Linked DNA regions of Homo sapiens: region 2 is linked to region 1. Evidence: chromatin loops called from intact Hi-C (ENCODE). Cell type or tissue: Calu3. All regions are shown on one strand. Links, peaks and the distances in the headings refer to the core of each region. The heading gives the core; the rest is flanking DNA.

Region 1 (5,385 bases), core at 265-5,264:
AGTTTAAAGCCCAGGTTATTTCCCAATAAGCCAAAGAAATTTCCAATGCCAACCTATTCCTGGCATCTTTAGCAGCAAGAGTGATTATAGTTTCCACAGACAGAAATTGTGTACAGAGTTGGGTGAAAGAACAGTAGCTCCAACATGCTTGGCATCAAGGCTGTGACTGCACGAACTATTCCAGGAAAACTAGTCATCACAGGTGATTGAAAAGAGAAGATATCTTTTAGCAGACTAAAATCTGCAGGCATCTTCATCACTCCTTAATGCAGACAGACAAAACTGATTGGCTAGACTAATAAGATCAGACTTTGTTTTGGAAACTAAATGTCTATTAAGACACGCGAGAAGACAAGATTTCCTAAACATAGACTATGAATAGACTATGAATAGTCAAGAGGGAGGTCGAGGAAAAGGGAATTCCCCTTAACATGGCAGATCAAATATTTAAATTTTAATGACATATTAGATGGAATATAAGAAGTTTTTGTGTTATGAAATAAAAAGAACTCATTCTTTTAAAAAATGGCAATCCAATATTTATACACGTTCTTCTATCTTATAGCATGACTGAATTCGAAGTGTTCTTGTTCATGTCTCCTTCTCTGAGAAAGAGTAAGTGCCTCCACAAACACATTCACTGGGAGTCCAGAAGTGGAGAGTATCGTGTTTTCACTGTTCAAGGTCACGTAGTGGTTCCTGGCCCAAACAAGTAGGAGCTTTCTAAAATTAAAGGCAACTATCCATAAAGGTTCCTTCATCTGCTGTCTCCTAGTCCATTGGCAGGACTTGGCAGGGAAAGCCCTCTTCTTGATAGAGATATTGGACCTCCAACCTATCTCTTCATCTTCTCCCATACATCTCCTCCATACAGGGTTGTCAGGTCAGTAATCCCTACTGGCCATTTAGAAGGTGACATTTATCAATTATAATTAGGTGACTTAGGAGGCTTACTCAACTCCCCAGAATCTCAGTGTCCTCATCTGTGAAACTGGAAATAATAAAGCCTATTTCATAAACCTAATTCTTCATATTAAATGGGATAACATATATAAAGCACTTAGCACATGCTATGACCCCAGAAGATACAGATTCACAGAGCAGATGGAGCACTGCTGTGTCTCATGATACTCAAGCTTGAATATCAAGCTTGACTCCCATTCTGCTAATTCTCCCTCTGGCTACTAGGACATCTTGACTTTCAGGGTCTGGACTCTGGGCCTTAAGGGAAAGCTAAGACTCGTCCTTGTATTTCTACTTTATGTAGGTAGAAGCTGATCTGCATTAGGGCTGGTTGCTCCCTTCTCCCCATCTCAAGCCCCAGAATCTCTTCTTGTATTAATCTCTCTCCCAAAGTTCTTGCTGAGGTCAGATTTCATAGTCCTGCTTTTTCAGCACCTGTTCTTAATTAGTTCAAACTTTTGCAGGTTTTCTTTCAGGCCATATTTTATTTGTTTCCTCAGAAACTCCTCTTAGACTACATCCTTTATCTCCAGACACCTGGGATCCACATTGATTCTTTTATTTTCCACAATTTCTAACCCTGAACAGCTGCATGAATGTAAGCAAGCTTCTAAGCATAGATGGGTGGGTGGTTGGGATGTGTACACGTTATTCATTCATTCAGTCATACATTTATTATTTATAAACTACTTATTGAACACTTCCTAGTGCTTGGAATTTTTTTAAAAATCTCAAGCGATATGCATATCAATACAAAATAATTTCAGTTCTCAAGAAACTTAATCTTGGGAAGGATAAACAAAGACTTATAATACAATATGGTGCAAGATTTACAATAAAGCAGTGGTTCTCAGCATTGGCTGAATAATAGAACCACCTGGCTATATTATATAGTGATGCTTGACTCCAACTCAGACCAATGAAATCAAAATCCCTGTGAGTAAGACCTGGGCATTGCTATGTTTTGATAGCTTTCCAGGTGATTCCATTCTGCAGGGAGGTTTGAGAATCCCTTGGATAGAGGGAAGTATGGGCTGCCTTGGGACCACAATTAAGAGGTCCCTACTCTAATTGGTAAGGTGCTAAAGGCTGCAAAGGGAAGATGACATCTGAGCTAAGTCTTTTTTTTTTTTTTTTTTTTTTTTTTTTGAGACAGAGTCTCGCTCTGTCACCCAGGCTGAAGTGTAGTGGCATAATCTCGGCTCACTGCAACCTCCGCCTCCTGGGTTCAAGCAATTCTCCTGCCTCAGCTGCCCCAGTAGCTGGGATAACATGCACCCGCCACTATGCTTGGCTAATGTTTTGTATTTTTAGTAGAGATGGGGTTTCACCATGTTGACCAGGCTGGCTCAAACTCCTGACCTCAAGTAATCTACCCACCTTGGCCTCCCAAAGTGCTGGGATTACAGGCATGAGCCACCACACCCGGCCCTGAGCTAAGTCTTGACAAATGAGTTGCCCAAGTGAAGATGTGGGAAAGCCATTTCAAGGGCAGAGGAACAAGATGAGTTCATAGAACTGCCTGTAATTTTGGGTACAGTTTAGAGAGTGCTAAATGCTAAAGCATTTAGCCTGTCTCTGGCAGGCAAAAGGAGAGTCATTGAAGGATTGTTAAAAAGGAAATAATATGGTCAGTATTATATACATCTGAAGTACCAAGACATCAGTTGGGGAGCAAATTTTACTTTCATTGCATCTTGCCCCAGCAGAACTATCTCCCTTTAATAAGACCTTTAAAACTGTTGGCACCTCCCTGGCTTCAAACATTAGAAACAGGAAACTCTACCCATGAGCTAACCTTCACCCCATCCTTTCCTGAAACAAAGAACATCTGTTCTCCCACTTGGATGTGCCTGGAGTAAAGAGGGGCGCCTAAGTATTCTCAGTTGACTACAGAGAAATGATTGGCGTCACGTAGATTAGTCATACATACATGCAGATGATGACATAGTCAAATGTATTGAGACATTTTAGTTCCAAAAAGTAAGTGTTTTGTTTCTGATACAGTGCTGTCACCCTTGGCCAGGGAAACCCAGGGATCATAGCTGCTACAGATAAATTATGATTTATTCCTTGGAAGAGGGCCTGAACTCAAAAGAAATTAAGTAGTAATAACACTTGAAAATTCTCTTTCTCCAATTTCAGTATGCAAATCTATTTACATATCAACCAAGCCTTTGGGACAGGTTAGTTATTGTTTGTGGTGGTAGTGGTTGTGTTGTTTATGTTTGAGTTTTGTGTTTTTCTTTAATTCTGAGATACATTATCAATTTAATGACAACTTTGCAGGATAAAAAAGGAGGAGGAGAAAGAAGGGGAGGAAGAGAAAGGGGAAGAGGAGGAGAAGAAGGGAAAAAAGAGAAAAAATGATTAAATTTAATTTGTGTTCTAATTGTGAAACAATCTAATTTCAAAAATGTTAAAATCTGTGTGTTGGGTTAGAGATGGGAAAAGTATGCTGTATAATAAAAAAAAAATCCCCAGGAGGAAAATGAAATATTTTTAGAGGTACTAGGAATTTTATAGTCAATGGGATCCAAAGCTGTATTTTTAGACAGAGAAATCTGAGGCACAGGTAGACGAGAAATTTTCTTCAAATTCTCGAGGGAATTACTTAGTAGTGAAGCTGGAATCAGAAACCTCATTTCTCAGCCTCAAGTTTGGTTTGCTTTCCATGACACCCTAGAATATTCCAACTAATATCTGAGAAGCAAAAAAGCATCTCATCCTTTCTACTCATATTTCTGGCTGAGGGAACTATTCAAAGAGATAAAGTACATGAATAAATAAAAAATGTGTATCACAGCTAAGTACATCTTAGCAAAGAAATAAGCAAAAGACTATGGTGCCTCAGTTCTCAACACTCTCTTTTGTTCATTTATTTAGTGGCTGTTATCTTGAGTAGGTGATTCTTGCATATCAAATTGCATTTTGGTGTGTCAAAGTGACTGGTTTTACTTGTTTGTTGGTTCCTAAAGCTAATTATTATTTTTAACACCTTTTGATATGCTAAATCAGGCTAATGAGACTAAAATGGGATTTCTCATGGGTTTATTAGTCATCAACACCATCTTACATATGTGTATATATGTTTTAATGCTTTCAAAGTGTAAATAAATGATTATACTTGAGACTCATACAAATATCATAAAGCAGCTTTTTCCTTAGTATTCCTCCTAGAAAATAGATATTTCATTGGCAGAGTCGTGGTGAAAGATGTGGTGTCATACAATAAATTTACTTCAGCCAGCTGTGCGAGCTTAAGTTACCCAGTTCTTTTCTGCCTCAGTGGCCTCTTCTGTAATATGGACTGATAGGGGATCTCACATGCCTGTGTTTAGAATTAAGTCGGATAATTCATGTAAAGTGCTTAGCAAGTCACCTGGCCTATTATAACTAGCCATTATTGTTTGCTAGAACATTTATCTGTTCACAAATTATGCATTGATTGCCTATAATAACTAAACTTGAGGAATGCTTATTACGTACCACGTACTATTCGAAGCACATCACAAGTAGTAACTCATTTCATTTTTATAATGACTCTTTGAGGTAAGAACTATTATTACCATCTCTGCTTTACAAATGAGGAAATTGAGGCATAGAGACGTAAAGTCACTTGTTCAAAGCCTAGCATCTGGGAAACAGTAGAGGTGGGACTCAAACTCAGAAAGCCTGGCTATAGGCTCTGCTCTGCTGTCTCCCGGGATTGGCCACATGCTAAGCATTGGGGCAACAGCAATGAGGCCCATAGGGTTTCTGCTCTCAAGGAGATCACTATAAATCAGCCCCGGGAGATGATCCCTAAAAGAGAAGTACGTCGTTTGCAAAATGACAGCACAGACGCACGAGTTCTGAACTCTTCCTCAGAGTTTGGGGAAGTTGTTTAGCCCTGCTTTCTGCCCTCTCTATGGGTCACACACATACTCCGAGTGAAGAATGACGGAGTTACCCATCTTCTGGCTCCTTCCCGTGACACTGGCTACCCTATGCTAAAAACCAGCCCCCAGATTCCACATCCCTGAATGTCTTATTTACAGGTTCTGTCATTTTCATGATAACCTTTCTAATGTTCTAAATTTCCTTTCTGTGGGTTGTCAAGCAAATTCATTCTCGGCAGTCAGTAAGAACTCCTTGTTCAAAATGCCACACATTACAGAGTCAATGATTCTAAACACATTTTTTTTTAGTGCATCCAACTTATAAGCTGCAGTGCTAGAAACAAATTCACACTCCCTTTACACTACAGTGCCATCTTTTCCGAGGGTGGGGCTCGCGTTTCTTCACCATCCAGTTTCTCATACGTAGATTATGATTTCTGCTTTTGCCAAACAGGACATTGTTTGACCAAGTCCTTATGGGAGGAAGCACAGCCCAGTGAGCAGAACAATGATTTGAAAGTCCTGGGTTCTATTTTCAGCT
Region 2 (5,385 bases), core at 112-5,111, 100 kb after region 1:
TGCCCCGGGGAGCCGCCAAACTGCAATTGCCCTGGAAATCAGATTCGAACAGCTCAGACATGAGGGCAAAGGGCGGGATGCATGCATCCCTAAGCACCAGCCCTTCAGCCCAGCAGAGGGGCACAGACAAAGCTGCCCCGGAAGAATTGTTTGGGAGGTGCAGATACAAAGAATAAGATCCTGCTGGCAGCGCTGGGAAACACAGCAGCAGTCGGCACACGCTGGCCCTGGCAGTCAGCAACCGCCTGGCTCAGGCTGAGCAAAACCTTTCTGTGAATATGGCGTGAAAGCAGATCTCTCAGAGGCTCATGCTCCCTGAAGGTGAAAGATCAACAACAAAAAAGGCATTAACCCCTCTCCTAAATGATATTTCATGGCCATCAAAATCCCATCAAAGGAGCAGCTCATGTTCATAAGCCTGGGGGAGATGCTCCCAGCAATTTAGACACATTGGCAGCCCCAGGGAGGAGGACATAGCCTATGGGGACTCTCTATGTGTGAAGGGCAGCAGTTTGCATAACAAATGTTCCATGCACAATCTTGGAACATTGGCATAATTCTTTCTGGACCCAATAATGATAATTACTCTCTGTCCTAATTAAGGAGAAAATAAAGAAGCTAATACTTTTATAAATCAACAAGTAGGATTAGTATGATGTACAAAGCGCCCTTGAGTTTGCTTCAGGAGACTTCCTCCTCTGTGTGACCACAAGTATATCACATCGGCCACCTGGGCTTTTGTTTCCTTATCCATAAATCCTTTCTTTAAGGGGACATCTTATGGGTTCCTTTGAATGCTCCTATCCTAATTTATTCTTCTTTTCCTTTAAAAATGTTTGGTAAAGGCTTAGCATGCATGCAGTAAAATACACAGCATGATGTGTAGTATTCTTACTTAGAATTTTATGCCTTTCAAAGGGCGAAAGATGGTGATCAGGTGATATTGATTCTCTCCTTGTATAGCTTCAAAGATCGTGTTATAGATGAGAAACTAGATATTCAAAGGCACAGAGAACATGTCATCCGTATCACTCAGATTAGAACTTCCAAGTGCTCACTCATGATATGTAGTCTGGTGAGCCAGGCCTCAGAGTGTCCTACTGTGGGCTCATGGAGCAGTTCTTCAGGATGTGGACAACATTGCTTGGACCAGGGACAGGAGAGAAAAAAAAGTGATAGGCTGAGAAGAAATTTTTATGTGACATGCAAATACTTAGAAAAGATGAATGCTAGTACATCGGGAAATTTATAATTTCTTTTGACATTCAGGATTTGCCATAATTTAATAGTTCTTACCTGTTGGATGCTTACTATGTGCCAAGCATTGCACATTAACATGTATTATCCTGTTTAATCTTCAAAATAACCTATGAGGTGGACAATTTTATTACCCCATTTTACAGAAGAGGAACAAGAGTTTCAGGGAAATTAAGCTAATTTTCCCAAGTTACTGATAGAATGTGGCAGAGCTAGGTCTTGAACCCAAGCCCACAAAATTGACCGTGCCATTATTCAGTTTCTCACAAGCACTTCCACCTTACTCTGCAATGAAGGCACCACCACCCCCCAGGAAAAGGCACTACCCCAGCCAGATGGTACACTTCATCCCCACTTCTGCTGTTCAGGCTTGAACTTGGCATGGTCTTCACCTTTCATTCTGCCATCCAAATCCATCCCTCAAGACCTAAGTCGAATACTATCTTCTCCTCGCCATTGCCTTCTACCCTGAAAGTTCTGTACTCTGAATCAGTTTAAAAGGTGTTATCTGTTCCATCCATCTGGGGTCTTCATCATTTCCTTAAATATGTACATTATCCATTCCTTCAATAACATACATATTCAGTGTGCTTTCTCCTCAAATAATTGCCAGATACTAGAAGTCAGAAACCATGTTGTCTATTTCTTTTGTATCTCTGAAAGAATCATAGTACAAAATTTATAAATGAAATCATGTAGCTCTGTGCTATATGAAAATTATATCATATGACATTACAGCCACCCTGTATTTGTTGACTAAATTGTCCTTTCTGTTTAATTCCCAAGCATTTGAGCCACTCTGCCCCAGATTGAATTGCCTTGCCTTTTTTTTTTTTTTTTTTTAAGATGGAGTCTCACTCTGTCACCCAGGCTAGTGTGCTCACTGCAACCTCTGCCTCCGGGTTCAAGTGATTCTCCTGAGACTTAGTCTCCCAAGTAACTGGGACTACAGGCAACTGCCACCACACCCGGCTAATTTTTTGTATTTTTAGTAGAGATGGGGTTTCACCATGTTAGCCAGGATGGTCTTGATCTCCTGACCTTGTGATCTGCCCACCTCAGCCTCCCAAAGTGCTGGGATTACAGGCATGAGCCACCGCGCTCGGCCTGAATTGCTATTTATTCATTTATTTTGAGACGGAGTCTCGCTCTGTTTCCCAGGCTGGAGTGCAGTGGCGCAATCTCAGCTCACTGCAAGCTCCGCCTCCCAGGTTCACACCATTCTCCTGCCTCAGCCTCCCCGGTAGCTGGGACTACAGGCGCCCGCCACCATGCCCGGCTAATTCCGCCAACATGCCCGGCTAATTTTTGTATTTTTAGTAGAGACAGGGTTTCACGGTGTTAGCCAGGATGGTCTCCATCTCCTGACCTTGTGATCCTCCGGCCTCAGCCTCCCAAAGTGCTGGGATTACAGGCATTAGCCACTGCGCCCAGCCCTGAATTGCCCTTTAAAAGCTTTTTTTCCCTTGTAAGATCATAATATTCCACCTTCCACTATATCCAGACTGAGACAATAGCAACTGTGTGTGTTTATATGTGAATATGGAAGATATGTGTGTGTGTGTGTGTGTGTGTGTGTGTGTGTGTGAGAGAGAGAGAGACAGAGACACAGAGAGAAATGTGTGTTCTGATAAAGCAAGGTACATTAGATAATAGCCCATTGCACCTTGCATTAAGCAAGCCTGTCTGAGAAATGAGCAACTTTCTCAGGCCACTGCTCAACCTAGAGTGTTGACAACCTTGGGAGAGAAGACTTTAATTGCAGTCATTCCCTTATTCCCTCTGGATTACTTGTTTATAGTCTGAAATTGCTGAACGAGTTCTGCAGGTTTTTCTTGTCCATTTGCTGAGCTTGAAGCAAGAAGGGAGAGACCCAGGTTCACTGAATTGTAAACAGTACTTCTCAAGGTCAAACTGGAGAGACTGCACAGAAGAGGGGGTTGGGGGGCAGGTTTCTGAATGTGACAGACAAGAGTAACATATTGCATATATACTTTACTGCAAGCCTGCACAGAAGAAAATCGAAAAGAAAATAATATTGCAAAGAATCCTGTTCAAACTCGATTTCTTACAGTGTTTTTTTTTTTTTTTGGCCAAACTTGAAAGTCAACTTTTTAAAAGTAATTAGACATCTAATCTGTGCTTTATCCCACTGCCACAATCTCCAAACTTTTTCTGTCATTATATAAACATTATTTGAAGTTATAAAGAACACAAGCAAGTGGGCTAGATATTATCAAAAGATACTTCCAGAAATCACCGGAAATGACCGGAAGCCCAGTCAGCCCTGTTGTCTTGAAATAAACACATGAAACTGAGCTCCACATGCTCAGGCTGCAGTATATTCAGCACGCTAACAGGTACAGGCACTGCTTTGCCCCAGACTGGTGGGAATGTGGCACTGAAGAAAGCCCAGGCTCTACTATGGAAGAGCTTACAATCTGGAGAGAGTGGAAACGTACACAGCATATCATAGCACCATAAAGCCAGGGAAACACAAAAGGTAGAGATGAGAAGACCCTCCTTTTAATGGTTTAATTTTTAAGAACACTATTCACCAATTGTAGATTTAGGAGAGGTTTTTTTTTTATGTGTTTTAAGTCGAAATACCTGAACTTCAAGCCCAGTTTGCCCTTTCCTACCCTTGAGATCTGAGTCAAATCACATCGCCCAGTGGACGGCAGTTTCCTCATGGATGAGATCAGAGTGTTGGTGTAGACCATGGGTTAGCAAGTAACAACAGCTAGGGGTAAAAATCCAGCTCACAACCGGTTTTGTAAATAAGATTGCTGGAACACACCACGCCCATTCATTTACATATTGTCTATGGCTGCTCTTACTCTACAGCCGCTGAGTAGTTATGACATATGGTCCACAAAGCCTAAAATATTTACTATCTAGCCCTTTCCAGGGTTCCTGACTCCTGGTGTAGCCAGTCTCTAAGGTCTCTTCCAGGGGCTTGCAAGGTGTTATGTAGACACATAACAGCACTTCGAAAATTTGAAATAATCACACAAACGGAAGAAATGGTCAAAAAGCACATGCTGGGTCCCAGAAGACAGCAGCTCTCCTTGCTTTATGTCATCAACAGCAAACAGCTGCTCCAAGGGGTCGCAACTCGACTCATATTAGAATCACCTGGGGAGAATTTTATTTGTCGTAACAAGGTTTGAGGGAGGCACATTTCACACATTAGCATGAAAACCCAATCATCATGCTTTGGAGAATTTTTTTTTTTAATGTCAATGCCCAAGACCCAGTGTCTACAGTTTCTGATTTAATTGCTGTGGAGTGGAGACCTGGTATCAGCTGTTTTTAAATGCTGTCCAGAGGCTGGGCATGATGGCTCACACCTGTAATCCCAGCACTTTAGGAGGCCAAGGTGGGTGGATCACTTGAGGCCAGGAGTTCAAGACCAGCCTGGTCAACATGGTGAAACCCCATCTCTATCAAAAATACAAAAACAATTAGCCAGGCATGGTGGCAGATGCCTGTAGACCCAGCTACTCAGGAGGCTGAGGCAGGAGAATCACTTGAACCCGGGAGGCAGATGTTGCAATGAGCTGAGATCTGTACTCCAGCCTGGGCAACAGAGTGGGACTATGCCTCAAAAAAAAAAAAAAAAAAAAAAAATTAGCCAGCAGTGGTGGCACATGCCTGCAGTCCCAGCTACTCAGGAGACTGAGGCAGGAGAATTGCTTGAACCTGGGAGACAGAGGTTGCAGTGAGCCAAGATCACACCACTGCACTCCAGCCTAGGTGATAAAGTGAGACTCTGTCTCAGGAAAAAAAAAAACCATCCAAAGAATTCTACCTTGCATTCAGGGTTAATTTAACAAAAGCTTACACGTAATACCAAGATATGGAATCAACCTAAGTGTCCATCAGCAGATGAATGGATAAAGAAATGTGATCAAAATGCACAATGGAATACTATTCAGCCTTTAAAAATAAGAAAATCCTGTCACTTACAACAACATGGATGAGCCTGAAGGACATTACGTTAAGTGAAATAAGCTAGGCACAAAAAGACAAATACCGTATGTTCTCACTTATATGTGGAATCTAAAAAAGTTGAGCTCATAGAAGTAGAGAGTAAAATGTTGATTACCAAAGGCTCGGGAAAGT

What was found. Hi-C counts contacts between places; a loop is a spot of excess contacts. Peaks named below come from ENCODE experiments on the same cell type or tissue, not always from the same donor. Only the 100,000 strongest peaks of a DNase experiment are listed, where the experiment ranks them.
Region 2: a loop joins it to region 1, with 1.9 times the contacts of the local background. A loop is called at or near these places in 4 of 110 quality-filtered maps.

Annotation. Positions count from the first base shown.
Region 1 is chr12:92,440,112-92,445,496 of GRCh38, forward strand. No RefSeq gene overlaps it. Among named protein-coding and RNA genes, the nearest start is that of CLLU1-AS1, 9.8 kb to the left of the region's middle. In Calu3, for the core only: no CTCF peak of the experiment used is centred there; a DNase peak (open chromatin) is centred at 2,790.
Region 2 is chr12:92,540,503-92,545,887 of GRCh38, forward strand. It overlaps the pseudogene LOC124903118. Among named protein-coding and RNA genes, the nearest start is that of LINC02397, 77 kb to the left of the region's middle. RefSeq lists a silencer at 3,932-4,071. In Calu3, for the core only: no CTCF peak of the experiment used is centred there; a DNase peak (open chromatin) is centred at 3,089.